Regions from separate parts of the Homo sapiens genome. Here region 1 is linked to region 2. Evidence: chromatin loops called from intact Hi-C (ENCODE). Cell type or tissue: mammary epithelial cell. All regions are shown on one strand. Links, peaks and the distances in the headings refer to the core of each region. The heading gives the core; the rest is flanking DNA. Region 1 has its middle 530 kb from the start of LRFN5. Region 2 has its middle 610 kb from the start of LRFN5.

The links. Hi-C counts contacts between places; a loop is a spot of excess contacts. Peaks named below come from ENCODE experiments on the same cell type or tissue, not always from the same donor. Only the 100,000 strongest peaks of a DNase experiment are listed, where the experiment ranks them.
Region 1: a loop joins it to region 2, with 6 times the contacts of the local background. A loop is called at or near these places in 2 of 110 quality-filtered maps.

Annotation. Positions count from the first base shown.
Region 1 is chr14:42,133,535-42,149,761 of GRCh38, forward strand. No RefSeq gene overlaps it. Among named protein-coding and RNA genes, the nearest start is that of LRFN5, 530 kb to the left of the region's middle. In mammary epithelial cell, for the core only: no CTCF peak of the experiment used is centred there; a DNase peak (open chromatin) is centred at 7,537; H3K27ac peaks cover 1,714 bases.
Region 2 is chr14:42,206,968-42,223,194 of GRCh38, forward strand. No RefSeq gene overlaps it. Among named protein-coding and RNA genes, the nearest start is that of LRFN5, 610 kb to the left of the region's middle. In mammary epithelial cell, for the core only: no CTCF peak of the experiment used is centred there; a DNase peak (open chromatin) is centred at 8,134; H3K27ac peaks cover 1,792 bases.

The sequences.
Region 1 (16,227 bases), core at 4,456-12,455, 73 kb before region 2:
GCATGTCCAGTTGATACACAAACCAGTATCATATCCAAGGAAAAATGGAGTAAGTATCCCCATGTTCAATGAATGAATGAATATAAGAAATGCGGTAAATCTCTAGACTTCTTTTCGTACATAACTGCAACTTTGTATTCTTCAACCAATATCTTTCTCATTTTTCTCACCTTCCTAGCCCTGGTAGCCACCATTCAAGTATCTCCTTCTGTGAGCTTGACTGTTTAAATTCCATGTGTAAGTAAGATCATGTGATATTTATCTTTCTGTGTCTGGCTTATCTTACCTAACATAATGTCCTCCAGGTCCATCCAGTTGTTACAAGTTTCAGAACTTATTTCATTTTTAAAGCTGAATAATAGCTTACTGTATATATGTGTGTGTCTGTATCACATTTTCATCAATTCATCCATGAATGCACAGTAAGGTTGTTTTCACATCCTGCCTATTGTGAATAATGTGATGAATATGGGGGTGCAGATATGTCTTTGAGATACTAATTTCATTTCCTTTGGAGCTATACCTAGAAGTGGGATAATCTTGAAGTTCAATCTTGAATATAAATAAACATTTTGTACAAACATTTTTATTAGTGCTAATGATAGAATGGGAATATGATTTACTGAATCATGATATATGAAAATATCAGCCATAATTTTAAAGATTTATTGTGTCAGGGCTTCAAAATAATATGTAGGCAAAGAAGGCACAAAATGTAATAGGGCTAACTATATTAAAAAATTTATGGATTAAATATGTTAACACTGTGCTAACTATTGTGACTAATTTGGGGAAATTAGGGTATGAGTCTCATTTTCTTTTTTACTTTATTATATTTTACACATTAAACATTGAACAGTTATTTTTATAATCAAAAATATGAAATTGATTTCATAATCCTGTCCTCATTCTTAACTAAGCACAGCTGTATATTTTCGTACTTCTGTTAATGGGATGCCTTAGATATCTTTTAATCTTCCTTCCTACTCAGCGCCAACATTCAGTTAGTTACTAAGACACTTTGTTCAACCTCTAAAATATCTCATATCTGTACTCCCTGACTTCTATTTCTTTTGCTATTGTTTTTGTTCAGTACATCCCCAGTTTTCTGTTGAAATGTTAAAATAGACTACCAACTGGTTTCCTTGGTTCCAATCCAGCTCCACCTTCTGTTTTTGCCTCAATTTCTCTTCTAAGCTGCTGCCAAAAAGATATTTTTAAAACACATCTTGGTCATGCTATTGCCCTGATTTTAAAATCTGGAATAACTCCCCATTACCTACAAGATTAGAGACTTTATCATGTCACTCAAAACTTTCAACAGTCCAGCTTCAATTTGTCTACTGGTTTTTCTTTTGCCCCTAATCCCAGCACATGTGCACACACATGCGCATGCACACACACACAGCATTTAATGCATAGAGAGTCCAGTTACCTATACTGCTTGCTACTTGTGAAAGACTCCATGCATTTTCATTTTTGTGCATTTGTATATGTTATTTTTCCTACTTAACGTTCTTCCATTCTTTCTAAGACTGGCTAACTCTTACGTATTCTTCCATGCACAGTTAAAAATTGTCTTTCCTGTGGCACGCACAAATATTAAACACTTGTCAATGCTCCCAGTGTTCTGAAGCTCATCTCTTACACTGTATCATGAATTGCCCTTTGCTCATCTTTGCCATTATGGACAGCTATGCAATTAGTTTATAGGAAGCAGGGCCTATAATGTATTCATTTTTTTCTTTAGTTTCCTGAACAATATACAGCATGTTATAGATGTGTTTTCAATAATTTGTGAGTTAAATATAAATAAACAAGTGCCATTAGGCAATTGCTCATTCATTTCTAAGAAAAGTTATATGTTTTCTTTATTACTTATCTGTTCTGGTGAACTAAATGTTGCTATATATCTGTTATATGGATTGCTATTTTCTGCTCTTTCTATCCTATTTATTACTTGACACACTGCAATCTGCTTTTCAGTCCCATAACTTATTTGAAAAGATTCTCACTGGGAGCACCATGACAAGACATACTGCAAAACTCAATGATCTTGTTTACCTATTTTTAATAATTAATTTGTATTAGTTTTGTAGACATTTTTGCTTACTTAAACACACTTCAACTTTTGAGTCTGTTAAGTACTCTCAGTTTTGAAATTCACCTGTCCTTGGTGATTTCCTACTCATCCCAGATTGGCATTTTTCTAGCACTGGCCATTACATCTCAGCCTACTGTAAGGATTCCATTTTTTCTTTCATTCCTAAAATGTTGATTTCCCTTTAGCTTCTTTTCTGTGTACTTTAATTATCATTCACTGTCTTTAATATAGGCCCCTCCAACCAATAATCAGCATTCCAGATCAAGTGCTTTCTACAAAATATAAATCTGATTGTTTCAGTTCCCTATTTAAAAACCCTAAGGATTACCATAAATCAGTTTATGTAAACATTTTTCTTGTGTAATGTGTGTTACATCAAAAGAAGATATGTAAGTTTCAATCCACATTAATATAATGGACATCTATGTAATCACCTCACAGGTTAAGAAAACCTCAAAATAAATGAGTTTCTTATAATTCCTACCCTGAATAAACTGTCTTTCATATCTCTACCCAAAGATAATCACCATTCTTAATATTGTATTTACTGTTCCCTTGCTTCTTTTAAACTTTCAATTTTAGAAAACTTCTAGATTAATAGAGTTATTGTGAAGAAAATAGACTTCTCATATATCTCACCTCAGTTTTCCCTGTTGTTAACATCTGACATTAGCAAGGTACATAATTATCACAGTTACTGAAAAAATATTGATATAGTATTATCAATTAAAACCTGTATATTTTTCAGATTTCCTTGGTTTATTTCTTTAACTTCATGTTTTACTTGAAGGATTCTATCCAGAATACAGCAATACTTTTAGTTGTTTTCCCTCTTAGGCTTCTCTTGGTTGAGTCAGTTCCTCAGGTTTTCCTTGCTTTTGATGACTTTGGCAGTTATGAGAATGTATGGCCAGGTATGGTTTGTAGAATTCCCTTTGATTAGAATCTGTGTGATATGTTTTTCTCAATCAACTGAGCTATTAAATTTTAAGAAGAATTTAACAGAGATAAAGTGCCATTCTTATCCTATCATATCAAATGTGCATTCTATCAACATAACTTATCAAATATTGAACCTAGCCTTGATAATCTGGCTAATGTGTTTTTTGGGATTCTTTCAAATTTTACTGTTTTGCCCCTTTATTCTTTGAAACAAAGTCACTATGTACAGCCCATACTTCAGGAGTGGGGAGCTATTCTCCACCTCCTTGATGGTGCAGTATCTACATAAATTACTTGAAATTTCTTTGAATGAGATATTTGTCTCTTTTTCTCCCTTTTGCTTATTTATTCAATTATTCATTTATACCATTAAATCATGAATATTTATCTTACATTTTAGATTATCATCACATACCACTTTACATATTTTTTGCTCAAATTGCTCTAGCTTTGGCCATTGTAAACTTTCAGATGGTTCCTGTATTCCTCTACCATATCAGTATAATTGTGTTAGGTTGTTTTGAGTATAGATGCTCCTTGATTTATTATGGAATTATGTCTCTACAAACCATTGGAAACTGAAAATATTACAAATCAAAAATGTATTTAAGACACATAACCTACTGGTCATCATAATTTAGCTTAGCCTACCTTAGATGTACCCAGAATACTTTCTCCACAAATGGTCAAAGTAATCTAACACAAAGCCTATTTTATAATAAAGTGTTGAATATCATAATTTATTGAATACTGTACTGAAAGTGAAAAACAAAATGGTTATACGGGCGCTTAAGATATGGTTTCTACTGAATGCTAATTGCTTTTGCACCATCCTAAAGTGGAACCATTATAAGTTGGGAACCACTTGCATTTTCTTACTTTCTACACTACAAGATGCTCCAGGCTTATTTTGCATATATCCTGACTCAGTTGTACAATCAGCCATTTCTCCAAGGAGCCCTATTTTATTTTATTTTATTTTACTTTATTTATTATTTTTTGAGATGGAGTCTTGCTCTGTCACCCAGGCTGGACTGCAGTAGCATGATCTTGGCTCACTGCAACCTCCACCTCCCGGATTCAAGCGATTCTTCTGCCTCAGCCTTCCTAGTAGCTGAGATTACAGGCGCGTACCCCCATGCACAGCTAATTTTTGTATTTTTAATAGAGACGGGGTTTCACCATGTTGGCCAGGCTAGTCACGGACTCCTGACCTCAGGTGGTCCGCCTGCCTTGGCCTCCCAAAGTGCTGGAATTACAAGCATGAGCCACCACGCCTGGCCCCTAGTTTATTTTATTGAAGAATGGTATTAGAAACCAAAATCTGGGTGCTGGCACTCTTATTGCTAATGGGATGTGGTTGCTTCTAGGCTGTCTCAACAGACAGAACAAGGAAATATATGTGTGCATACTATCTCCTGCATACACAAACACACAATAATATAGAAATATTCACTACTTGGTATGTAATCATATATATCTACATTAAGCTAAACATGAGCTTATACTTATGTCTTCAACTCCAATTCACTATTACTTGAATTATTCTAATCTCTCCACCATATCTATAAAATTGGAATTTTAAATTTAAATTTGAAATGTGTATTATTTTGACATAGGTTTGGTTACATAGTTTTTGCTTTGTTTCTATGGTCCTGGTCTATCCGAGTATAATATACATTTTAATTACTAACATGTCAAACTTTAAGGTACTAAGGTTGAATACCTTCAAATATTTCCTTTAGGAAATCCTGTTTGTTCTTACAACTTTCACTGTTATAATTGTGGTCCAAGCCACCAACATATCTCAGTTGTTTCTATGCTAGGAGTTTTCCTCTAACTTATAGTAAAAACCAAAGTTCTTCTATTGACCCGTAAGACCCTCTGTGATCTGCCTTCCTATTAACTTCTCTGACTTAATACTTAATTTTCTCATATCATTCCACACCATTCCACTTACCTCCACCCTAGCCTTCATTTCTACAACATGCCAATAATTCCCAACCTCAGGGCATTGCACTTGTAACTCCCTCTGCCAAGAATGTTCTTCCACCAGAACTATGTACAACATAGGTATTCACTTCCTTCTGATCTTTCTTTAAATATTCACTTCCCAGTGAGGACTTCTGTACTACATGAAATTTATGTGGTTCCCAAGATGAAGTCAGCTTTAATTTCCTGAATAATATATTGATAAATTTCAGTTTAGATCAACTGGCCTCAGAGAGGAAGTTTACATCTTTCATGAAGAAAGGCTCATTGAGCTCTGTCTGAATTTTCATGGCAAAGACTCTCCTACTCCTTTTCCTCATGGTACTAATCCTACTACAGAGGTTCTTCTGTTCCTATTGGTTGATTGTGGAAGATCCCACAGTACATAGATTCATGCATCTCACCTTTCCTTTTACCTTTGGACTTATTTGTTACTGTTGAGGCTATATATATGCACTGATTACCCTTATTGGACCAATAAGGCAACACTGGCACACACGGCATATACATGTTTTATGAACTTCTTTCTGCTCATCACGTATACTCTAGCTTGTTCCAAGGATGCCACTGCTGCTAATATTGGGCAGATAACATAACTTGACGATATGCAGGAATTAATACTGTATAGCAGAGATGAGCAACTATGGCCCAGGGTTCAATCTGGTCTGACATCTATTTTTGTAAATAAAATGTAATTAGGTGCCACACATACTCATTTCAGTATTGTCTATGGCTGATTTTTGCACTCTATCAGCAGTGTCAAGTAGTTGCAACAGAGACCCAATGGTCTGTAAATTTAAAATATTACTATATGTCATTTTACATTAAAAGTTTACCAATCCCTCCTCTGTGGGATGAATTTCTGACTAACAGTTGATGAAAAAGGAAATATCGTGCTTTCATCAGGTCTCTCCAAGCAGCTTTGTTTTCTGGTGGAGCTATCATCAGTTCAGTGATGTGCCACTTAGTATTTGATTTTCTTCCTTCACTGACTTGTTTCCCTTTCCACTTCAGTTTTGGTCACAAAAATTGTATTTTCTCCTTAGGAAAACATCAGTATATAAGGTTTATCTCAGTATATGCAATCTAGGAACTACCTTATCACAACACGATTTCAGTATTTCTCCAACACTCCTCATCCCCATTTTGCTTTTTCTTTTTAACAAACAGTATCTAATACACTATGCTGTGCATTTTATTTTTTAAGTCCTTTTTACTGTCTATATCCTGTCACTAGGATGTAGTTTCTATGAAGGCATACACATTTGTTTTCATTGGATTTTTTTCACTACTCTACCTAAAATCCTAGAACAGTTTCTGGCACATAGTATGCCCTCAATTCACCTTTTGAATGAGTGAATTTATTAACGTTGCACCTTACATCTTCACTTCTTAAAACTGTGAAGCGTTTTTTGTTCCCCAGTGCCTCAGTCACTTTCTTGACAATATTTCACGAAATAGAATTAATGCTTGCAGAGTTTTATATAACTTTTAGTAAATTTCTCTAGAGATTGGATTCTTTAAAGCTGAAATTCTGCCCTCAGATTCCATACTTTTCTCATTTCAGCCACCAGTCCCAGTACCCTAAATTTGACGTTCCTTCTGCCTGACTCACCTGACCCTCACTGCCTGCTGTTGCATATTGCTATGCCTCTTCTTCTATTTATTCCATTGCCCTGAGTGTGCAAACCAGCACATGCTCCATGCTTGTCTCTCCATGTGGCTCGGCTTAGTGTTAAGAAAACCCTTGGGCCCCTGTTCCCTCTTCTAACAGTGTTGCTATTATTAATGAGCAAATAGGATTCACTTTAAAAGTTATAAAAATGACTGGTGAGGGAATTTCAAGAAGATAGCAAAACAAACAAAGGAGATTAAATTGGTGATTGATTAATTGGCAAAGGGTGACACAAATAAACTTACCTGCTTTCTTATTTATGTAAATCAAAAAGAATGATTAAAATAACACTATAACAATACATAATTTAAGAATACATATATCAGGAAAAAATGAATTAATAAAATATCCAGGCATAGTTTTTAAAAATCATATGATCTGATATTTATAATATCACTTTAGGCAGGCCACAACAGTAAACAAAAATGTGTTTACATTGATGACAACAGCAAATGAGACACAGAAACATGGAGAAATCTCACTCCAATAATTCTTAGAAGTCATTAGAAAGACTACACAAAGCACCAGAATGGACATAAAAATCAGTCACCACTAATGAATGGAACTTTCAAAAGGAAAGTAGACATAACAGAAAGACATTACAGTAGACATAACAGAAAGACATAGCAGAAATCCATTACATGACTGTACAATGAGCTGTTTTAAATGCTTAATCATGATAGTAAAATGCATATACCAGCTGAGGTACCCTTCCTTTGAGTGCCAAATTAAATCAGCTTGAATCATAGTGCATGTGAATGAGTGCCTGGGGATTTTTCAGTCATCCTGGAGATTGGGGTATGGAAGGTAGTAGGAAGGTAGTGAAGGGAGGATGGTGTTTGAGCCACTTCTAATTCTACATTACTGCTGCTTTTAAATTAATGAGTGGATCGCCTTATCTCCCACACTGTGTACACATTCTGTCACTGATGATTCAAGATGAGACACAGAAACCTTCTCCTTGATTTCTCTTGGTAAAATTACTCATCCAAGGCATGTATGCAGTGTGTGTGTGTGTGTGTGTGTGTGTGTGTGTGTGTGTGTGTGTGTGTGTGTGTAGCAGAACTTCATTTAGTTTTAGGGTACTTGCAGACTTATCCATTATCAGATTGCTTGATGTTCTTTTTTTTCTATAAATAATCCATTCACATATTTCCTTCCTCTACAATTCTCTGGGGTTTCACCTCTCTCAAGATCTCCGAAACTCAGCGCTACAGTCTTCATTTCATATAGCAATTTAACTTCCACTCATACACTCTATGGTTGCTCACTTTTATGTTTCATGGAACTCATCAATGTTTTGTACAAATAATGAATCATCAGCCACAGGACACAAACTAACTGAGATTTTCAATGTTCACCTTTCCTTTTCCATTATTCACCAACCTGCTTGATGGGAAGTGAATAAATACAAAGATTTATATCACCAAGCCCATTAATTACAGTATCCACTTAAATGACAGAACTAGATATATTTAGCTTAAAACACTGTTTCTCTCTCTATTTAATAGCAGTCCTGACATTTAACAAAGCTTCATTCTTAGTAGTAATGATGACTAGAGTAGTTAATGAGCACCTTCTCTGAACCAGGCACTGCTAAGTACAATATATTCATAAGTAAAACTATTAATGGTATTTTACAGATGAGAAAACCATGACTTAAGGATGTTAACTTGCCTCCCTTCACTTAGATTTTAATTATTCTGCCTGTGATCCAAACCCATGGAACCTGATCCTCAAACACATATTCTTAACCATTACATTGTATTACATTTGCTGATTAAGAAGAAATGTGGAGATGCTTACTTGTTTGAGATCATTAATAAGAAATTATTTTTTCCAGGCGCTGTGGCTCACGCCTGTAATCCGAGCACTTTGGGAGGCAGAGGCGGGCAGATCACGAGGTCAGGAGATCTAAACCATCCTGGCTAACACGGTGAAACCCCGCCTCTACTAAAATTCCAAAAAATTAGCCAAGCGTGGTGGCATGCGCCTGTAGTCCCAGCTACTTGGGAGGCTGAGGCAGGAGAATTCCATGAATATGGGAGGTGGAGGTTGCAGTGAGCCGAGATCGCGCCACTGCACTCCAGCCTGGGCGACAGAGCGAGACTCCATCTCAAAATAAATAAATAAATAAATAAATAAATAAATGCAAAGTATTTCCGAACAAAACCCAAGGTGTTCCCAACTTTGTTACTTTAGCATGCTCACTATATAGTATTTCACTGCTAAATCTCTAGAGTTGTGGATGTCTTTTTTTCAATAATGATAAAGTTTAACTTTTTTCTCATTTGCTCACTCTGGGAAATGGATGGAAGTAAAATTTCACCTGATTTTTTCTTTCTGAAAATATAACCATTTATTTCTCTTCTCCCTGCTGTTCTCTCTTAGCATTACTGTGCTGTCCAGTTCTTTAATTCAGTCTCTAAATTATGGGTATAGAAAGACCTGTGATTTAGAACACAGTTGTGAGAGAAGGAAAATGAAGAACTATCATTGAGCTGAGAAAAGTTTACAAGAATCTCAAACACACATAAATCAATATTTTATATTTGGACTTGTTTGAATTACAAGAGCACAAGATTTGTGATCTTCAACATAAATTAGCCCTTCTCTTATGTTTATGTTTTTCCTTCATAATGATCATCTTGCTTGCCTTAGTCTCTTAGTCTAGGAATATGTAAGATAATTCTTAAATTCCTTTTTTTTTTTTTTTTTTGACAGAGTATCTCTCTGTTTTCCAGGCTGGAATGCAGTGGTACATCTCTGCTCACTGCAATGTCCACCTCCTAGGCTCAAGCGATTGTCCTGCCTCAGCCTCCTGAGTAGATGAGACGACAGGCACACACCACGCCCTGTTGTTGTTATTATTATTATTATTATTATTATTATTACTATTTTGTAATTTTAGTAGAGACGGGTTTCACTTTGTTGGCCAGGCTGGTCCTGAAATCCTGGCCTCAAGTGATCCATCCACACTGGCCTCCCAAAGTGCCGGGATTACAGGTGTGAGCTACAGTGCCCAGCCAAAAAGTTCTTGCTAATAAAATTGCAAGCTTGCTAAACAGGCAAGTTTTGGCAAACTGGCATAATCATTTTTTTTCTTGACTGCAGTTTTATATTGTACTTCTTTTGTAAGCATCATCACTTAAACTACTTCTGATATTGTTTATTAATATATAGAAGTCAATATTGATCTGGACATAGCTTTTTTTTTACTGTTATCTAGACTTATCTAATCAATTTTAATATGTTTCTATGCTGTTGTCTACAGTAAAGAACTTTGAGTTTATACATGTATTTAAAAATAGGTAAAGTCATATTTTATTTATATTATAGTTTATTGATTGCTTTCATTTTTCATGATAACACTTTACATATCTTGGTAGAATAAAAAGAATGTAAGAATTCCAGGCACAAGAACAAAGCCCCAGGTCAAATTTTTCATTTTCTTTCTGTGTTTCCTTGGGCAAGACACTTCATGACTAAGTCAATTTCCATTTCTAAAATGGATTTTATAATCCCCCCCCACAATATGTTTTGACAAATTAGGTAAAAAAAGTGCTTTCTTCTGCAAATAGCAAGATGCCTGGCAAATGTTACATCATTATTTTTTTAAAAATCTTGTATGTTTATAATTTATAGAATGTAATATATAGCTTATACTTTCCTGTATTTGTATGTAAAAATACACAGACATGCAAGCTCTACAAAAGTTCAAGGTATAAGTCGCACTGAGATATTAAGAACAGATAAGGTATTGCTTTGTATTAATATGTAATTTATTTATCTTTCAACAATATAATTATACTTATTTTAATATGTCATATTCTGTAATCTTTCTGGCCTCTGGTACTAAATTATTTTTTAATTATTTAATTTTTTAACTTTTATTTTAAATTCAGGGGTACAAGTGCAGATTTGTTCCATAGGTAAACTTGTGTCATGGGGGTTTGTTGTACAGATTATTTTGTCACCCAAGTATTAGGCCTAGTACCCATTAGTTAAAAGCTTAACATCACTGATCATTAGAGAAGTGCAAATCAAAACCACAATGAGATACCATCTCACAATAGTCAGATGGCTATTATTAAAAAGTCAAGGCCAGGCACGTTGGCTCATGCCTATAATCCCAGCACTTTGGGAGGCCAAGGTGGGTGGATAACCAGAGGTCAGGAGTCCAAGACCATCTGGCCATCATGGCAAAACCCCATCTCTGCTAAAAAATACAAAAATTAACTGGACGTGGTGGTATGTGCCTGTAGTCCCAGCTACTTGGGAGGCTGAGGCAGGAGAATGGCTCGAACCCCGGAAGCGGAGGTGGCAGTGAGCCAAGATCACACCACTGCATCCAGCCTGGGCAACAGAGTGAGACTCCATCTCAAAAAAAAGTCAAAAAATAACATATGCTGGAAAGGTTTTAGAGAAAAGTTAACACTTATACACTATTGGTGGGGTGTAAATTAGTTCAGCCATTGTAGAAGACAGTGTGACGATTTCTCAAAGACCTAAAGACAGAAATACCATTCCACTCAGCAATCCCATTACTGGGTATATACCCAAAGAAATATAAATCATTCTATTATAAAGATACATCCACACGTATGTTCATTGAAGTACTATTCACAAAAGCAAAGACATGGAATCAACATAAATGCCCATCAATAGTAGACTGAATAAAGAAAATGTGGTACATATACGCATGGAATACTATGCAGCCATAAAAAATAACCAGATTATGTGCTTTGCAGGGACATGGATGCATCATGAGGTCATTATCCTTAACAAACTTACGCAGGAACAGAAAACCAAATACCTCATGTTCTCACTTATAAGTGAGAGATAAATCATGAGAACATGTGGACACATAAAGGGTAATTTTTTTAAAACTCAAACTTCTATTATGTCTGCTCATTTCATATTTTTCCTTTCTTGATACTTAATTGTTCCTCTGTTTTTAATTGTGTTTTTGTTCCTGTTATACAGGCAGACAGCTTATGATTTGCTACTATAGCTTCTCAAGTTGAAACTTGTATCTGCCTGATATATTCAGATTTTGAAACAGTGTTATTTACTGAGAAGGAAGTAAAGTTGATATAATATGTATCTCCTGAACTCATTGTAAGGAAGCCTTCAGGATTTTCAAGAAAAACAGCAACACTGAAAAAAGTTTAAAAGGTGATATAACTTATTGGCTTATGATTCAGGTGCTTAGGTACTTAAGCACCTCATCAATCTCACTTTGATTTTCAACATTTCTCTTGGTGTCTGGGCATCTAACTACATCTCTTTAATTTTTACAAGGCTTCATTGCGGTGATCCAGGACATTAGATCTTCCCATTCTAGGCAACTAATGACAGTTCTTTTTCAGTTTTGGTTTTGCTGGTAACATGAAACAAAACTTCAATAAACATTCATTCTTTGGTTTTAATGTTACCTAAAATGTAATAAAGAGAGAAATATTTGAAATTCAATTCAGATATTATCAAAGCACTACACAGGAAAAGAAGGAAAATGATTAGGAAAAGAGATAAATGACAAGCTACATTTCTATTTCATGATTATCTCCCCCTCTTCGAGGAAAACAAAGTCATCAGACAGAAAAGACTTTCATTAGCATTTTTGGACTAAAAACGAGTTTTAATTGTGTTTCCTATTTTAGTAACAAGCGCATTCTTCACAAGATATATAAACTTTATGAAAGCCATGGTCTCTGTTTATATTATGAAGTGATGAGAGATTTGGAACACTGAAACTCAGCAAACCTTCCTTAATACACTCTAAAGCCTGTGTAGATGTGAAAGAAAAACAGTTTTAAAATCAATGTGTTAGGAAAATATCTTGGAGTCAAGATACAAAAGTCAAGCTCTCGCAGTATTAAAAACACTTAAAGCCAAATATGAATTGTTAAGCCAAGCAAATGCCATGCCTTAACCAATCAGACCTAAACAATGACTAGAGCATTATGTGAAATTCAGGAGGTGCACTATAAATGAATAATTAGTGACTGTCAAATGCCAGCCATTGACACACACTGGCATTCAATGGCAGGCTAAAGCAGGCATTTTGTTAATATGCTTAATATAAAGATTTCTAAGTTTTGGATTTGGGACCTTTGAAAAGAGTGCATATTCACATAGGGAAAGATAATTATTGATTATTTTGAATTATCTTCAACAATTTTGAAATAAGTTTAGATTTACAGAAAATTGCAAAAATAGTACAGAGAGTTTCCTTATACCCTTTACCCAATATCCAACAATTTTTACAGCTTACATAACAGTAGTACAACATAAATATCAGTAAAATTACATTGGTACAATGTGGGCGTACAGTTCTGTGGAAAGATAAGTGCCATTTTATCACATGTGTTGATTTCTGTAACTACCACTGCACTCAAGATACAGAACAATTTCACCACCAAAAGGATATATTGGTGTCATCATTTTGTGAGTTTAAATAAAGTGTAAGATGTTACTTTACATTAATTCCATTTACCCTCTCCTGTTTATAATTGTCTTTAATATTTTTCTACATACATGAAGATCCATATCAGCTAAGAATATATTTTTATTTCTACCCTCAAACATAATTTAGAAAACAGAAGAGACGGAAAAAGTATTGTGTTTACTATATTTTTTGTTCTCTCTATTGTTTTTCTTTTCCTTGATGTTCCAAAACTCCTTATTTTGTTGTCTTTCTCCTGGAAAAGCCTCCTTCAGCTATCTTTTTAGGGGTATTTGCTGATGACAAATTATCTTAGATTTTTTTTATATGAGAATGTCTTCATTTGCTCTTCACTTCACATGAATACTTTTTTCCGATGTATAATTTACAGATCTTTCAGTATTTGAAGTATGTTGTGAAGTATCATTTTGACTCCTATGGTTTATGATGAAGAATCCACTTTAATTCAAATAATTAAAAGCAAAGTATTGTTTCTCCCTAGCTAATTAAGACTTTCTCTTTGTCTTCAGTTTTCCTACATTTGGTTAAAATATATCTTGAAATGGATTCCTTTGGGTTTAACCTGTTGTTAAACCTGTCACCATTTTGAATCTTTAGATTAATGTATCTTACCAAATTTGAAAGATTTTAGTCATAATTTCTTTGAATTCTTTTCTGAACCATCTTTTGTCTCTCCTTCTGGGATTCTGGTAAAAAGATTATTTTGTTATTGTTTCCCAGATTCCTGAGGGTGTGTTGTCTCTTTCATTTTTTTTCTATTCTGTTTTTTTTCTATTGTTTATTTCTGTTGAATTATTTCTGTTGTTCCATCTTTAAGCTTCCTGTTGCTTTCCTTTATTCTCTCCACTCTTCTGGTTAGCCCATCCACTGAGCTTTTAATTTTTATAGTAGTTGTGCTAGAGTTTATTATATACACTTTTAATTAATATAATTCACCTTCACATAACACTGCATCATTTCACATGTAGTGCACATACCTTATACAGAGTATTTCCAATTCCTCCTTTCTGTACCTTATGACATTGCTGTCACTCATCTTATGAGTTCTATTTTATATGCATTCATTTATTGCTCCTGTTTTTGTTTTGCAATTATATTTTGATCAAATAAGAGTAAGAGAAATGAAAGTTTACACTGATGTCACTTTTTTCTTTTCATGTATTCCCCCTTTTTAAATGTAAATCTGATTTTTTTATTCATATCACTTCAATTATCCCTGAATTATTTAATTCAACATTTCTTGCAAAGAAAGTCTGTTGGTGATCAATTCTCTCAATGACTGAATAAGTTTTGTTTAAGCTGCGCTCTAAAATAATATTTCACTGGATAGAGAATTCTACGCTGCAGGTTTTGCTCTTTTAACACTTTACATATTTCACTTTACCCTCCTTACCCACATGGTTGCTGAGAAAATGTCTCGGTACTTCTTATCCCTTATCCTTTTCCTCCTGTATTTTTCTCATCTGTGGTTTTTTTAAAGATTTTTCTCATTTTTAAATTTTTAATGATTATGGGTATATACTAGTATACTGGTTGTATATATTCTTGGGGTACATGTGATATTTTGATGCAAGCATATAGTGTGAAATATTGAAATCAGGGTAACTACAGTTGAATATGATTTTCCCAGGTGGTGCTGTTGGGCTTTGGTTGTTTTCTTGTGTGGTCTTATTCTGCGTATTTTATTTGAGCATCCTACATCTGTGATTTTGTGTCTGTCATTAAATTTGAAAAGATCTAGAAAATTATTATTCCAAGTATTTCTCCCACTCCTCTCTTACTTCTCTTTCTGCTATTCCAATTCTTACATGTTACAACTTTTGAAATTGTCCCACAGTCCTTGGATGTTCTGGTATCCTGCTACCTCCCCTACCTTTTTTTACTCTTTGTATGTTTCAGTTTGGGCACTTTCTACTGATGTATATGCAGGCTCACTGATAATTTCTTTGTGTCCAGTCTACGGATAATACCATTAAAGAATTATTTCTCTTGGATTCTGTTTGATTTCTAACATTTCATTTTAATTGATTCTTAATGTTTCCATCTCTCTGCTCCCAATACTTGTCTATTATTGACTGTCTTCTAATTGTTTTCCATGGCATTCCTTAATATATTAATCACAGTCATTTTAAATTCTGTATCTTGTAATATCTGCATCATGTGTGAGTCTGATTCTGTTGATTCCCTTGCCCCTTTAGATGATTTTTCCTTGTGTTTTGGCATACCTTTTAGATTTTTGTTGAAAGTCATGTGTATTTTATTGCATAATAACCACTGAATCAAGTAGGCCTACAGTGTTAGAGTTATTAGGAATTTCCCCAGCAGTTGAACTGTATTTAATATCTGCTGTAGCTCTGGGTGTTGGTGACTTCAAATTCCTCCAGTGTCCTTGTTTTTGTCACCACTCTTGATTTCGTCTTACCTAAATACTTCTTTTACAGATATAGTCTTTGTCTTTTACCTCTTTCAGCTATAATCCTTTGATATTATATTGGAGCCCTGTTTGTGTGGTGACAAGTACTGAGGAGATGAAGTGTTCAGTAATCGTCCACTTACATCTTATTGTTTCAGTGGGACTGTGTTTAGAAGCTGTGAATTTACAAGTGTTTTCCCACTGGAATAGCTTTTTCCTTCCGGTACCTCACTCTCTTCCCTTTCTGCAGTTTTCCAAATCTATTTATTTGAAGCCCTGACCTTCGTTAAACATTTTTTCACCCTTAGGTGAGACAGAAAAGCTAGAAGGCACTGGACTCAGAGCAATTACTTCTCCCAATAGGAAAAGTCTCTGGCAAATGCATCAGCCCCTGTAGAGAAGCCACTTATAATGGGGAACTCTCTGGGTGTATTTTACAGTGGTTATTCTTCTCGTGCCTCTGACAGAGAAAACCAAGAAATTAAAGAAGAGGGCTGAATCCACTCATACTGGATGGAAGAAGAAAAGATGACTTATCTGCTGAGAAGCTTATGAGTGGCTACAAGGTAAGAGATGGTGAGATTATTTGCTGAGAATGAAAGGATTGTTGTCAGAGGCAGTGGGTATAGGAT
Region 2 (16,227 bases), core at 4,185-12,184:
CCTGTCTTGTGCCAGTTTTCAAAGGGAATACTTCCAGTTTTTGTCCATTCAGTATGATATTGGCTGTGGGTTTGTCATAGATAGCTCTTATTATTTTGAGACACGTCCCATCCATACCTAATTTATTGAGAGTTTTTAGCATGAAGGTTGTTGAATTTTGTCAAAGGCCTTTTCTGCATCTATTGAGATAATCATGTGGTTTTTGTCTTTGGTTCTGTTTATATGCTGGATTACGTTTATTGATTTTTGTATGTTGAACCAGCCTTGCATCCCAGGGATGAAGCCCACTTGATCATGGTGGATAAGCTTTTTGATGTGCTGCTGGATTTGGTTTGCCAGTGTTTTACTGAGGATTTTTGCATCGATGTTCATCAGGGATATTGGTCTAAAATTCTCTTTTTTTGTTGTATCTCTGCCAGGCTTTGGTATCAGGATGATGCTGGCCTCATAAAATGAGTTAGGGAGGATTCCCTCTTTTCCTATTGATTGGAATAGTTTCAGAAGGAATGGTACCAGCTCTTCCTTGTACCTCTGGTAGAATTCGGCTGTGAATCCATCTGGTCCTGGACTTTTTTTGGTTGGTAAGCTATTAATTATTGCCTCAATTTCAGAACCTGTTATTGGTCTATTCAGAGATTCAACTTCTTCCTAGTTTAGTCTTGGAAGGGTGTATGCATCGAGGAATTTATCCATTTCTTCTAGATTTTCTGCCCAGGCTAGTCTTAAACTTCTGGACTCAAGCTATCCTACTGCCTCAGCCTCCCATTGTTCTGGGATTACAGGTGTGAGCCACTGCACCTGGCCAAATTTTTATTTCTGATGTTTCATTTACATAAAAATAAAATGCTGTCAACAACAAAGCAATAAGGCAAAATGCAGCATACTATAAGCTTTGAGGTAAATACTTTGTTTTATTTTATTCTCACTTTCCTGATTGACAATACAATATGTGATTAATCTATCAGAAGAAGTCCATGCTGAATTTAAAATATCACATGGTCTGTTTCATTCTGTTATTCAGTCATATTAGGTAAGAAAGTTATAAATGTAATCAGATTACATACCAACAACTCTGTGCACTTTATTCTTTCACTTGTCTAAATAGGATGTCATGATGGTTAAAGACGGTTTATTTCCAACAAGTTAATTTTAAACTCAAACCATGATGTTGCTTTCCACATCTGCCAAGATGATAAATACTGAATGGCTTATAAGTGATTAAAGAAGATCTAGTAATGTTTTGAAAGACAATAGCAAAAAATCTATGTTTCCTTTCAATCTTATTCATAAGCAGCATGAGGCATTAATTTGAAAAACTCAGACCTTGAACTTCAGAACAAGTACATAATTGAGCTTACACAGAAACAATTTTGCCTTAAAATAATTTTATATCCTTTCCAGGGTTTTTCCATTTTGACTTATCTATAGTGATTTTTATGAAAGTTTTATACTGCATAACGCACACCATGGTTTTTAAATTCCTCAGATATTAAAACTTGACAGCTGTGACCCTTACTATCAACTCAATTAGCAAGAACCACGGAGAGATGGCATCAGTAGTACTTCACCACACTATATTATATACAGCCTGTTCTCCAACATACCATGTTTAAATGATCCCTTTTTATCTACTGTAGACTGTAAATGTATTCTTTGTTAACAGTCTATTTATTGTAAAGTCACTGAAGCCAAAAAGAAACATAGGAGAACTGCTTTGGGAGTGACAGCGCAGGTTGCTGGAATAAGAAATTTAAATATCTAGGGCACTGAGTCGATTGGTTTCTTATGATAATAGCATCCATCTCCCAGTCTTCCCTTGGGAACAAGAGCTTTGCACATGACTCCACAACATCAGTTGCACCTTCTCCAGGTAAGTTTCTGGTAGGTAAGAGGAATTCCTATTCCTGCTCAAATTGCATCCCTTATGATGAACAGGTTATATATTTTCTTATATACATTTGTGTTGCCCAGTTTCTGTAAACAAGATCAAAATATATATAATGCATAAATATAAACATACAAAAGTACTGAATTGTGATGAGGCAGAAAATCTCTAGGAGGAGATGGAAAAATGGAAGGATCATTTAACACTAGACTAGAGAAGCAAGGGGATGTGAAAGAAGGTAATGGTGAGAGCAAGAAGTAAGGAAAAAAGGAAGAGTAAATTAAATCAGAAAAGCTTTAAGTCTATCAGATTCATGTTATCTGGCCATTGGGTCAAAGAAAATGAGAATAATCAGTTTGTTATATCTAAAAATTAGCAAGTGAGCCTTTCTGACAGCAATGTAGGAGCTCTTTCCACATAACCCAGTTGAAAACATTTGGTGTTTTAGAAGCAAGGGAGCTTATGGGGAGTTCTATTTTAGCTAAGAAAAACGTCTAACTTAATTTTTAAATTAAATTTTTCTGTAAAATTGGACAAAGAAGACCTGAGTTTGCAATGCTGCTATGTATAATGTGCTAATCTCTGGGCAGTCTGCGTCCCCAGATTTTTAACACTTTGAAAAGAAAAATAAATGTAATTAGTTTAAATAGCTGGTAGGGTAAATACTGTGCTGAAATTGTGATTCTAAAATATATTATCCATACAAATCACTTGGGGAGCTTCATAATACTTCAGATTCCCAAACTCTATCTTTAGACTTCAGATCAGTGGATCTAGAGTTTTGTCTCAGGTAATTTTTATGAACCAGTTAACCTATCTTCATAATTCCATGTTAAGGAAATATGAAGGGTTTAATATTTTACCTTACTTGCAAGCTAACAAATTAGCTTGCCACAGCTTCGTAGACAATGGCAGAAGATACAGGATTCCTGGGTCAGAGGGCAGCGTGATCATCATCCTATTTGCAGCAGTTCTCCTTGCCCCCAAGTCCCATAGGTCCATGCAAATAGGCCCAGATGAATGCCTGCATATGCACTGGGCTGTCTCATAAAAGAGACACCGGGCTTAGAGAATCCATATATTTTTTTTTTTTTGAGATGGAGTCTCCCTCTGTCACCAGGCTGGAGTGCAGTGGCATGATCTTGGTTCAATGCAACCTCTGCCTCCTGGGTTCAAGCGATTCTCCTGCCTCAGCCTCCTGAGTAGCTGGGACTGTAGGCGTGCACCACCATGCCCAGCTAATTTTTGTATTTTCAGTAGAGACGGGGTTTCACCATGTTGGCCAGGATGATCTCAGTCTCCTGACCTGATGATCCACCTGCCTCAGCCTCCCAAAGTGCTGGAATTATAGGCATGAGCCACAGAGCCCGGCCCAGATAATTTTATAATCCAAACTCTGGGTAAAGTTTTTCTAAAAATTTCTATAATGACTGTCACATATTTACACCATGATCTTTAGAAAGTAGAGAATAGATGCATACATTCATTTAAAATTTTAAGTTGTATTTTATTAATTATTATGAATGCATATAGTTTTACATATTTATGGGATACATGTGATGCTTTGATACAGGCTTAGGGTCTGTAATGTCAAATCAGGGTAATTGGGGTATACATCACCTTGAGCATTTATTATTTCCATGTGTTAGGGACATTCCAATTCCATCCTTTTAGTTGTTCTAAAATATACAATGAATTATTGTTAACTGTAGTCACCTAATTGTGCTACTGAGCACAAGATCTTATTCATTCTAACTGTATGTTTGTACATTATGTACCTTTGTACAAACTGTATGTATATTATCCATTTCCATTTTATCCCCTACTCTCTGCTACCCTTTCCAGCCTCTGGTAACCATCATTTAATTCTTTATTTTCATAAGATCATATTTAAAAACAATTAGCTTCCACATATAAGTGAGAATATGTGAAATTTGTTCTCCTGTGACTGGCTTGTTACGCTTAATATAATGCCCTACAGTCCATCTATGTTGTTGCAAATGACAGGATTTCATTCTTTTTCATGGTTGAATAATATTCTATTTATTTTAAATTAGAGGTGAGTAAACATGATTTTGAGCATTATTCACTTAACCCTAATGTTTGCTATCAAAGCAATTACAGGTACCTATCCTTTACTGAAAGTGATGTTATTTCTGTAAACGTCTTGTGACAAAAATATCCTCTTAATTATACTTCTGTTTTCTTCACTTGTGATATATTTTTCCAGCATAGTCACTCTTTCTGGGTAGTGGAAACAGCAGCAAGGAAAAGTGCATGACTAGAGAATATACTTTTGTAAATATGCAAACTACATGAAACGCTTGTTTTTTGTCACATTTTATTTTGACCAAAGAAGTTCCATCAAACTAGAATTGGCTCTAGTTTAATATTGGCCATTTCCGAAATATAAAATCAATATTCAATAGTACAGACTTGCTGCTATTGATGAAATCCTACATTTTATTTTGTTTTATTCATATTTCTATTCACATGGCATTTTAGGGTTTTGGTAAAATCCACTTACTGAGTTCATCCACATATTTTCCAGTATACTGCACTAATGTCATGTTCTCCATAGAACTTCTCCTTTTTACAAGATGAAAATCATTTCACCCTGTGTCTCCTTCTGAGGCCTTTTTTTTTTTTTTTTTACCTTTAATGGCACTTATTGTATCTATCTTGTATGACTGGACATATGTCTGTCTTTTCTCAGAGACAGTGAGAACTTTAGGGCAATGGAACATGTATTAGTAATTGTTTCATTCTTCCTAGTGCTAAGTATGGTTTGCCCTCATGTCATTCAGTTCTTTTCTGAAAGGCCACTTAAGGAGTCAATCTCCACTCAATTAACAGAATTAATTTCTTTAGATAATACTTAATTACTTATGTATATATTTTGCATCTGTATTTTCTTCCTCATCTATTTATGTCCATGAGAGCAAGTGCATTTTTTATTTTGCTTACAATCATATTTCCAACACTCATGCCTGGGAACAGAATAAGTGCTCAAAAAAAAAAAAAAAAATACATGCACACACACACACACACATATATATATATATATAAACATATATGTATATATTTCAAAAATACTCACCTAATGTGGAAAATATCTCTATGTGCAATGAATGTGTTCATTGTAAATTATTTATATCATTATACTACATAATTCTTAGAAGGAATGCTACTTGTAGAATCATTAATTGCAGAAATTATCTGTCCTATTCTTCTGAGTTCAGTTAGGTAATATGTCATTCTTTAACCTTTATAGATAACTAAGAATCACATACCCAGTGATTAAAAATAGGTAGGCTTATATGGGAGGGTAACTAGTACCTAGTGATTAAAAATAGATAGGCTTATATGGGAGGGTAACTAGTATCTAAGTTGCTTAACTCCAGTGGACAATGCATAATCCCATTATTTTTATTTCAACATAATAAACTACATATACTAGAAATCTTAAAAATCATTTCTAGCATATTTCTGTCTTCAGTAGCTCACACTCTTTTATTTAAGAAATACTTTTAGTAGATTACTTGAAAATTGACTGTGTACCATCAGAAAGTTTTTCACCAATATTGAACTTCCCATAATAAGTGCTACAGTAGAGGAACATAAATCAGATTTAGTAATAACCTTCTTGGGTTTGGCTTTTCTGGTAAATATTACAGAATTTTTCTGTGTTCTATTAACATTTTCTCTACAGTAAATATGCACCAAAAGTACTTTTTGTGTTTTTTATATTTTCTTATTTTGTATCTGTATTTGCATTTTGTATTCTTACAGTGGCAGAAAATTACAGAACAAAATAAGATATTTTTAATTTATTTTTTTCAAAAAGCAATCATTTTCTTGGAAATAATTTATGGAACTAGATTGTTAGTGCTTTTCTCCCCAGTTCTGTGTATAAACAAAGTCAAATATTTCCACAGCTCGTGAAGATCTGGGGAAAGTTTTATTCAGAAAGGTAAAATTTGAAGTCTAACATTTTATCAAGTTTAGAACTCTCACTGGTAAAAGCAGTAGTGCAAAAATAAATATAAAGCAAAAACAAGAAATAAGAACGTGGTTATTTCCCAACTCGAACAATCTTTTTTTCTCAAGGAAGAGCCTTGGATGATTTCTGCCTGTCTTGGAAAGTAAACATTTATGTGACAGAGGAACTGGCAAATACTTTTAACTTATATCATCAAAAATTAAAATTGTAGCATGTCAATGATTCCTGCTGTGGATAAATGTTGATTTTAATATATGACAAAGTTAAAACTACAACTACATTTGGCGGAAAACAGGAAGAGTATAGCTTTATATTTGGAGCTTTGTCCTATAGACCTCTATTTCTAGAGTCTGTTGATTATCAAGGGTCCAGAGAACAAAATCAAACATGGTTCAATATGTAATATTATGATGTATACATTTTATATTCTAAAGAGAGACATCAGGAAATGTATGTAATAAATTATCAGTTACCAATGTCTTTTGAGTTTGATGTTAGCTGCCTGCTTTCCTAAGTGTGAATGAAATTCAATTTCTCTAAAAAAACTCAAAGTGCATCAAATAGTATCAATTAAAATAAGCGTTCAGAAGAATTAAATTTCTTAATGCTTATGAACAGAGTCAGAAAAATATACTATGGAAGCCGAAGCTGATGGCTATTAAGTTATATATGTGTTTCTATAACAATTGTAGACAATTGTAAGTTAAAAGCCGCCTATAGGCAGTGGTTTAGAGAAATGGAGAAATGACTATTTAAAAATAATATACACTATAAGTAATAATGGTGAATTCAATTTCATTTTTGAAAAATATCTTTAGTTTTTGAAATCACTGTAAATACAATCAAAATATGCTTTTCATACATAGTAACTTCATCTTTTATCTCTTTTTGAGTCATAGATCTCATACCTTCTACCTACAAAAGGAACAGATTCATATGATATTAAAACCTACACCTTTACTACAACTTTTCTGTATGTGCCTCATTGACCTTCCATGTATTGTAAGTGTAATTTCACTTTAAAGCATTCTTAACGCTTTCCTACTCACATAACTAATGCCTTTTCCTTCTCTCATTATTTTCCATTGCTATTTAATTTTACTGCTGTATTATTTTTATATTCCTCTGAAATGAAATTTAGAATGAAAAACTTCTCAGGATCACAATACTGTGATAACTAAGCAGATACTCTCTGTCATGTGTATTATTATTGTAGTATTTATGCATGATATAGGTGATGAAAAGCTGTTAGTGAATTTTATGCTCATTTTCCCTGTAATATGATGTTGATTCCTAATCACTTTTTGAAGCTTCTTTGCAGTTTTTTAAATTCTATTGCTGTTGAATAATATAAACTTGGAAATATTAAAAAAATCATAATTTTGTAAGACTAGATATGGTGCATATTTTTCAGATGTAAAAATAATACTGATATTTAACAGTATGTGCCACTTGAATTGTAAATATCTTACATAAATATATAACTGCCCACTTAAGTGAAAACCTAGCTTTGACCGAGGCACCCGGAGAAGCTTCTTTTCCTTCTTCCATACCAAATCCATCAAGGTGACCCATTCAAAATAATTGCTGACACTAGGAATGACTCTCCCTATTCTCAGCTTTTCCTTTTCCTTTTCTTTTTCTGATACAACAGTGGCCACTGCTGCTTGCTGAAGCCAGTAGTTAGTTGGGGAGTCTGCTGCTCCTCATTCTTCCACCTTCCCCACCCAAAAATAAGTTCTGGACACTTTAATTGCTGTGCAATTAAAGCATTGGATAATGGTGATGTTTCTGAAAAAAGACGTGGAGTTGATACTACCCCTTTTTAAAACATCAAATTTAAATTGTGGTCCCAATAGACAGGTATGTGTCATATAAAAGGATCATAAAGTTTAATGGTAATATTTAAATAACAAAAGTTTACAATGTTTTAATTTTGAAATATGTACAAATGTGAGGGACTCAAGAAAATTTCTAATTTAGTACCTCACTCGTTTGTTTTCCAATATGCTTTTTGAGTGGGTGGAGTTACAGTTAGTATGCTATGAATAGAATATACCTCTTCAGTAATCTAAGTTTTGTGCAATGAGCATGAATATTTCTAATGGTAATAACTGTGTTGTTTTGTCCTGAAGCATTCTTTCTTTTGGAAAACACCTACCTCCTCTCACCATTCTTATCCCATGATAATCTTGGACCTTGTGGTTTTGTTAAAGCTGATTCCATATCCCTGTCATTGAAATAACACACTCCTGGTCCTGTGACTAACCACATGGCACATGACCTAAGCCTTAGTTGTCAGGATGCCCTACCCCTTGCCACAGTGATAATTTCCAGGGCAAGTAGGGAAACCTAGTTGAATCTATTAGTCTTTTCAAAAACCTTTTACACAGCCAAAAAAAAAGTCCTTTTTAAGAGGTCAGCTGGAAAATGTGCTTTACAGAAAAGAAGGTGGAGCTCTGAAATAGAAAGGTCAAGTGACCCCAAGTCCTAAGTTCTTTTTTAGCTCATGTTTTCTTTTTGTTCCTCTTGCCTGGGCATGGAAGTAGTGGCCTACTGCAGTTGCTATTTTTGGGTTGTTTCCCTGACAACTGTTTGTTTCCTCAGGCTCTTCCATCATCTGAGTAACCTAGTCTCTGTTTTAAACACCCAAATGTTTGTCTTTTTTTCCTCCTGTTTTTGTCTTTGTATATTGATGGATAAATTTTCAGATACTATTTTGTTTGTTTTGTTTTAGCAAGAGTTCTTTATTTTCTTCAAAGGCTTACAAAGAAGCTTAATAAAACAGATAAAAGTAGAGCTATGAGTAGAAGTCTTTGGTGACAAAATGTTATACAACCTAACTGACTTAAGTTGTCTAGCTAGATAGCTTCTAAAATCCTGAGAACACTACTTAATAAAATTTAAAATTTACTGCTATATTCTTTTCAGTTGAGAATAGCTACATATACTATTAGTATATAGGTGTCATAGAATTAAAAATAGGAAAAAACTCAGAAATGTTATTTATTTTTTTTATTTTTTTATTTTTTTGAGACAGAGTCTTGCTCTGTCGCCCAGGCTGGAGTGCAGTGGGACGATCTCGGCTCACTGCAAACTCCACCCCACGGGTTCATGCCATTCTCCTGTCTCAACCTCCTGAGAAGCTGGGACTACAGGCGCCCTCCACAGCGCCCAGCTAATTTTTTTTTTTTTGTATTTTTAGTAGAGACGGGGTTTCACTGTGTTAGCCAGGATGGTCTCAATCTGCTGACCTCGTGATCCGCCCACCTCGGCCTCCCAAAGTGCTGGGATTACAGGTGTGAGCCACTGCATCCGGCCTATATAATGTTATTTTTAACATTTTATTTTTTTTTATTATTATGGGTACATACCAGGTGTATAGACTCATGGGGTACATGTGATCTTTTGATACATACATATAATGTATAATAATAACATTAGGGTAATTGGAGTACCCATCACCTCAAGCATGTATGATTTCTTTTTGTTAAATACATTCCAATTCCACTCTTATAATTATTTTTAAATATACAATAGATTATTCTTGACAATAGTCACCTTCCTGTGCTATCAAATATTATATCTCATTTGTGAAATATAATATTCTCAATGTATTTCATCATATGGGGAATGATGAGGTCTCTGTTTCATTCTGATAAATATAGTTGAAAACACTTCTACCTTCATTTATATCTGCTAATAACTTAGTTTTGCTTAACCTTAACTTTATCATTGGATTACAGATCTTTTCTACATACTATCATTTACTGGGGACTTTACCTTTTCGGTGTCCTACTGCCATTATAAGACTTTTCAATTTTTAAGATTATGGAAAATTCTTCTACCTCATTCATACAACCATATGTGTTAAAATTACCTTCCAAAGTCTGATCCTGCTTTACTTCTGCTGTATACCGCTCTCTCTTTTCTTCTCTTTCTCACACACACAAACACACTCACACAAAGTTCAGAACTGTGCTTGAATAAGCCATAAAATCTTTAGACAGGGCGCGGTAGCTCATGTCTGTAATCCCACTACTCTGGGAGGCTGAGGTGGGCAGATCACAAGGTCAGGAGTTCACGACCAGCCTGGCCAATGTGGTGAAACACCTTCTCTACTAAAAATACAAAAATTAGCCGAGCATGGTGGTGGGCGCCTGTGGTCCCAGCTACCCAGGAGGCTAAGACAGGAGAATCACTTGAACCTGGGTGGCAGAGGTTGCAGTGAGCCAAGATGATGCCACTGTGCTCCAGCCTGGGCAACAGAGCAAGACTCCGTCTCAAAAATAAATAAATAAATAAATAAATAGATAGATAAATAAAATAAAATCTTTAGACAATTCAATTTCATCCTTCTTCTCCTGAACTCTGATCAACTAATTTTGACCATCATAGACACTGACCTCCAAGGATCAAATCCTCATCTCTATAATCCTCACTAAATTATTAATGTGGTATTTTAAAAGAGAATTTTATCAGAGAAAGTAAACTGTGATATGGCTAGATTGAATGAAGTAATGTATGTATAAGAGAATATTGATTGAGCATGAAATGCTGAAACAATTGCACAGAATTAAGAGATAACCCCAAGCAACTATTTCACAACTCTGCAATGTCAGCCGTCCTTTCTAGACCAGACTTGCCAGGGGGCAGCCCCTGTCTCTTCACAGGAAATCTTCTTCCTTAAGGAGACACAGTAATTTGTTCAACAATTATCTATTTAATGCCTATTTGTTCCTGGTCAATGTATTAAGAACTGGGAGCACAAGGATGAAAAGCATGGATTACATCTTTAGGTACCTTGCACTCTAGCCTAATGAGAGGAATATAAGTGATTACGATGCAAAGTTGTGTAATAAAAGCATGCATAAAGTTGGATGTAAGCTACAGGGGAGGCTTTGCAGAGTAGTATTCAAGTTCAGACTTTGATCACTATGTGTAACTGATGCATAGAGGGAGGTGTAGGGTGGGGGCTAAGGCCCTGACATGGGTATTAAGCCAGCTTCCTAAGCCTAGATGATTTACTTTTATAAGGGGCAGACACATTGCATTAAAAAAAAACACTATATGTGATTTGTATAAATGGATGGACAGTGTAGCCTAGTGAAGTGACAGAGACCCTGGGGACAAAAAAGTGTGAGTGAACCACCTCCATACCCCTTCATTTTGTACATATTTGCAATTCTCAGTGACACTGAAAAGTACAATAGAGACAACGTGTATTAAACACTTATCACATTCTCTATCCCATTAGAGACACTCCAAAATTGGAAGTTGTTTAAAATAGCATGAATATTAGTGAAAGTGGGAATGGTGGCTCTTTTGGTGGTAATATTAGGTAGACCCTTGGAATTACTTCATTATCCAAACCACGTTCTCATTCCTTGCCTGCCTGATACTTGAAAAAAAGAAACTCATAACATTCAAAATATATATTTTCTTGTGCTTATCATATTAAAAAATATTATTGAATATTTATCTACAGTAGGGATTGTGTTTAATTTAGCTTTAAAAGGCATATAAGGAGCTCTAGTACTCTGCATTTTGTACACCCAGGTCCTGATTTTAAAGTTGATAGTAACCCACTGCTGCAGCAGGTACACACCTGCTCTTTCATTCTCATCCATATATAAATGATGCATGTCTTCCAGTGAATAAAATAAAGGTAAATAATGTCCTCTACCTAAGAAGTCCAGACCTATTGTTTTAAAACAACAACATAGTGGCTGAGCTATTTGGGCATGGATCTCTGGCTTAAGTGAAATGGGACTATCCTTGAGACCAGAAAATGGCTTACTAAAGGTGTAGGCAATCCCTATCAGAGGAAAAGCAGTTTTGTTTTGTTTTTTTTTTTTCAAAAATCTCAGTAATTTAAAAAGTGAATAAACAAAACAAACAAACAAATGCCCTGATGACAGCAAAACACAAATTCTGCTTTGGCCTTTTGTGAGGTATAAGTTTATTAGTGGTCAGAGACTCCTGGGAAACATCTCTTTTATTCATTTACATAAAAATAAAATTTACATTATGAATCTACTCTTAAATTGTCTTTATATAAAGAACTAACAGAAGTAGCTAAAAATCATAGCCTATACCCTTCATTGTCACTCTTTAACTGTGAAATATCCTCTGCCAATTTTATCAGTAATTTAATCAGTATTTTAAAAATTGTAGTTCCCTGGTATTGTAATGTACCTTAATTTTACTTTGAGGTACCTTACTATAAAATACTTTGATATTTGAAATATCATCTTTGATAACTGAAATACTTTTATTTTTCCTTAAGAGATTTTAAAACTATGTATTTTTAAATCTTTTATGTGATTACATGTGATCTGTACAAATAAACTGATTTTAATCATAGTATGTACATTTTAATTTTTTTTTAAGTATGTACATTTTGAAAAGTTTCAATTGTTGAAACCAACCTTACGTTTGAATACTTAGGACTGTTTATTGTGTTAATTGGTTTTGAAAAATTGTTATTTCATCTCAGTACTGCTTAAATTCTACAATTTAGTGTTCCAAATTTTTTTCCATAGGAATTACCTGTTTTGTTGATTACACAACACATTTCTTATGATATTTTTCACTAGTTTGAGTTTAAGGAAGCAGTGGTGGTAGTGAATGGGAGGATGCTGGAATATGTAGTAGAGATGGTAATCTTAGTGAAACCAAGCAAATACAATGAGGAGAAATAATTAAAAAATAATGCTTTAGAAACCTTTTGTAAAGTGATCATTATTGCTTATTTTTCTAGGCCTTATGTGTTAAAATGAAACTCTAAATACAGGACTCAGAAATAGTATGCTAATAAAAAGAAATTATCCATTGCAATGGAATTCCAGGATACTGCAAATGCCACTATAAAAGCTACACAGTTTGGCAGAAAGAAGTGATAAACATCATGGAACTGTGTCACTGCATGGGGGTTGTGGAGCAAAGATTTTAGAGAAATTTTCAGTTCCAATACTAAATTTTTCACTAAATTGCAAACAAAATTGGCTTAGCTGAATGCGTTATGGTGTGCATATACAGTGGAATAGCATGTAGCCCTTCGACAAGAGGACATTTAATGATATGGAGAAATGCCCACAGGCGTTTTGTTCAAAATAAAATGTTTAAAATAAAACTTAAAAAATCGAAGTTTCTAAAATATGAGTCAATATTTTTTCTTATCTTTGGATGTATTCATAAGGAAAACATCTATAAAAATACCTCAAAATATTAGTATTTGCTAATAGGTTGTTTTATTGACCAGTAAAATAATTGATAGTTGCTGCTTTTTGCTTCAGAAACATAATGAGTCAATGCTATTCATAAATGTTTGTATTATTTAAAATACTCCTCTCACATCTTAAATACATGTGTGTGAGCTGCGAACATGGCTTTCTTTATCTGTGCATACTTACACAATACTTATCAGGTGGAAGAGTGTCTGATATTTGTTAAATGAAATGTTTTTGGGAAAGTAATTACACAATTTTGTTTTTCTGTAAAGGGGAAAGAATTGGAGAATGTGACAAACAACATCACTTAATGGTGCCTGGAATGCTTTCTTGTTTGGGTATATTTGTCATGGCTTTACTTTTATTTAACTGGAGATACTGAATTTGTATCCTGACTTTTGCGAGGTTAATTTCAGTTATTAATTAATGTTACTGAGCGTATTCTGCTATGCACTCGCTCTCTGCTTTCAGTTCAGTATTTTATCTACAAATTAGACAAGGATCTCATACTAGAGTTCAACTTGGAGTTCCAACATGCCCTGACATAAACATTGAAAAGCCTTAAACATTAAAGAATTTGGTTGTCTTGTCTATTTTGGCCATGGAAACTGCTGGAAGATATCAATTCTACAAGCATATGCAAAAATGCTCAACATCACTAATCATTAGAGAAATAAAAATCAAAACCACATGTGATACCATCTCAGAATAGTCATGATGGGTTTTTTAGAGTCAAAAAATAACAGATGCTGGTGAAGCCAGGTTGCAAAGAAAAGGGAACACTTTCTTATACACTGCTGGTGGGAACATAAATGATCTCAGCCATTGTGGAAAGCAGTTCAGCGATTTCTCAAAGAACTTAAAACTGAGCCACCATTTGATCCAGTAATCCCATTACTGTGTATATACCAAAAGGAATATACATTATTCTACCATAAAGACACATGCATGTTTATGTTGATCGCAGCACTATTCACAATAGCAGACATGGAATCAACCTAAATCCCCATCAATGGTAGAGTGGATAAAGAAAATGTAGTACAGATACACCATGAAATACTATGCAGCCATAAAAAAGAATGAGATCATATCTTTTACAGCAACATGGATGGAGCTGGAGGCCATTATGCTGAGTGAATGAATGCAAAATCAGAAAACCAAATATCAAGTGTTCTTATAATTGGGAGCTAAACATAGAGTACACATGAACACAAAGAAAGGAACGATAGAGCATGTGGTCAACTCAAGGGTGGAGTTGGGTGGAAAGGGTGAAGATCATAAAACTACCTATTGGGTTCCGTGCTTATTACCTGCATGACAAACCTGTATGACCTGTACACCAAACCCCTGTGACACACGATTTACCTATATAACTAATTTGCACATGTGCCTCTGAACCTACAATAAAGTTAAAGATACCTGTTTTATATACATTTTTGGATAGCTAATTAAAATACTCTTCTAATTTTGTGGTTTCTTCTCAATTTCACATCTGTATCGCCCCTTCAGAGACACCTCACATTCTTCTTGTTATCACAATTCTCTGCATTGTTTTTGCACATCCTCCACCATCTCTTTTACTGTGATTCTTTCTTTGTGTCTTAGTATCTTTCAGCCCTTCTCAGGCAGTTGGTGCAGCAAACGTCATGAATATCAGTGGCCCATATTCATTAATTTGGGACATCATTTCTTTTGTCTTTAAGATATTTCTATTGTGTTTTGTTGTTATTATGGTATCTTTATGTAATCACTATGCTACTGAAAGTAAGAGTTTAATTTGTTAAATGCTAGCTGGCTTTATTGTATATGAATGAATAGATTGAAAATATCATGTGTCTGGCTCCTTTCTTCCTTCACTTTTTCCTTCTTTCTCTTTCAATCCACAAACATTAAACCGTGCAGTTGTTAAAAAAACCAGATGCCAAAGCTAAACTGATAGTGTTTAAATCCAAACTGTGCTCCTAGTAACTGTGATCTTGGATAAATTCCTTAATTTCTCTGAGTCTCAATTTTCTCATGTATAAAATAAGAATAATTACAGCAGTTGTGGCAGCTAGAATAATGACTCCCTAAAGATGCTCATGTCCTAATCATCAGAACCTGTGTGCTACTTCACATGGCAGAAGGGATTTTGCAGATGTGACTAAGCATCATTAGAAAGGGAGGTAATCCTTAAAAGAGAAATAGAGAGGAAGGAGAGTCAGAGCAGAAGATGTAATGGAGGCAGATAACCAGAGTGATATAGCATGATAAATACGTGACCGGCTATGGATGACTTTGAAGATGGAGAAATTGAGCCTGAGCCAAAAATGTGGGTGGCTTCTGGAAGCTGGAAAAGGCAAGGAAATTGATGCTCCTTTCTTCCTTGCAGAAAAAACACAGCCATGCTGACACTTTGATTTTATCTCAGTGAGAGCCATTTTGGAATCCTGGCCTCTGGAAGTATAGGACAGTAAATCTGTGTTAAGCCACCAAGTGTGTAATAATTTGTCATAGCAGTAATAAATGACTGTTATAGTAGGACTTCTAGAAAATATGAGAGTTAATATTAGTAAAACAATTCAAAGAATATCTTGCTTATAATAAGCTATACAGATACGTTTTTGTAAAATACATAAGTAATATAACTAAAGAAATAAGTATTGAGAAGTATTGAGTGTCTTCTACAAGCACTTTACCCACAGGTAGACAGAAAATATGTATAAAGAATTGGCCCTCCACATATTGCGTGTGTGTGTGTGTGTGTGTGTGTGTGTGTGTGTGTAATAGCTCCTGAGGTACCGAGGGGTTTGGCACATCCGTGTACAAAATGACAGGCACATGCAGTAGGTACCATCTGTAGTTGCTTTAATGATGCTCTTCTAGTACTTTTAGATATAATTCTGTGAACATAATGCTCACCTCTGAATGGTTAAATACTGAGAAAGAAGAAAGCTTTCAGATCTTTCTATAAAACAGTACTTTCAGTTCAGAGAGCTGGTTTCAGTTCAAAAACCCCCAATTTAGTTTTAGAGAAAATCCCCAAAGTATCAGTGTACACAGAAGTGCTTGAATAGAAAAAAAGCCTTGACTTCTGAGAGGAAGTAAAAACTGCACTTGAATAATCA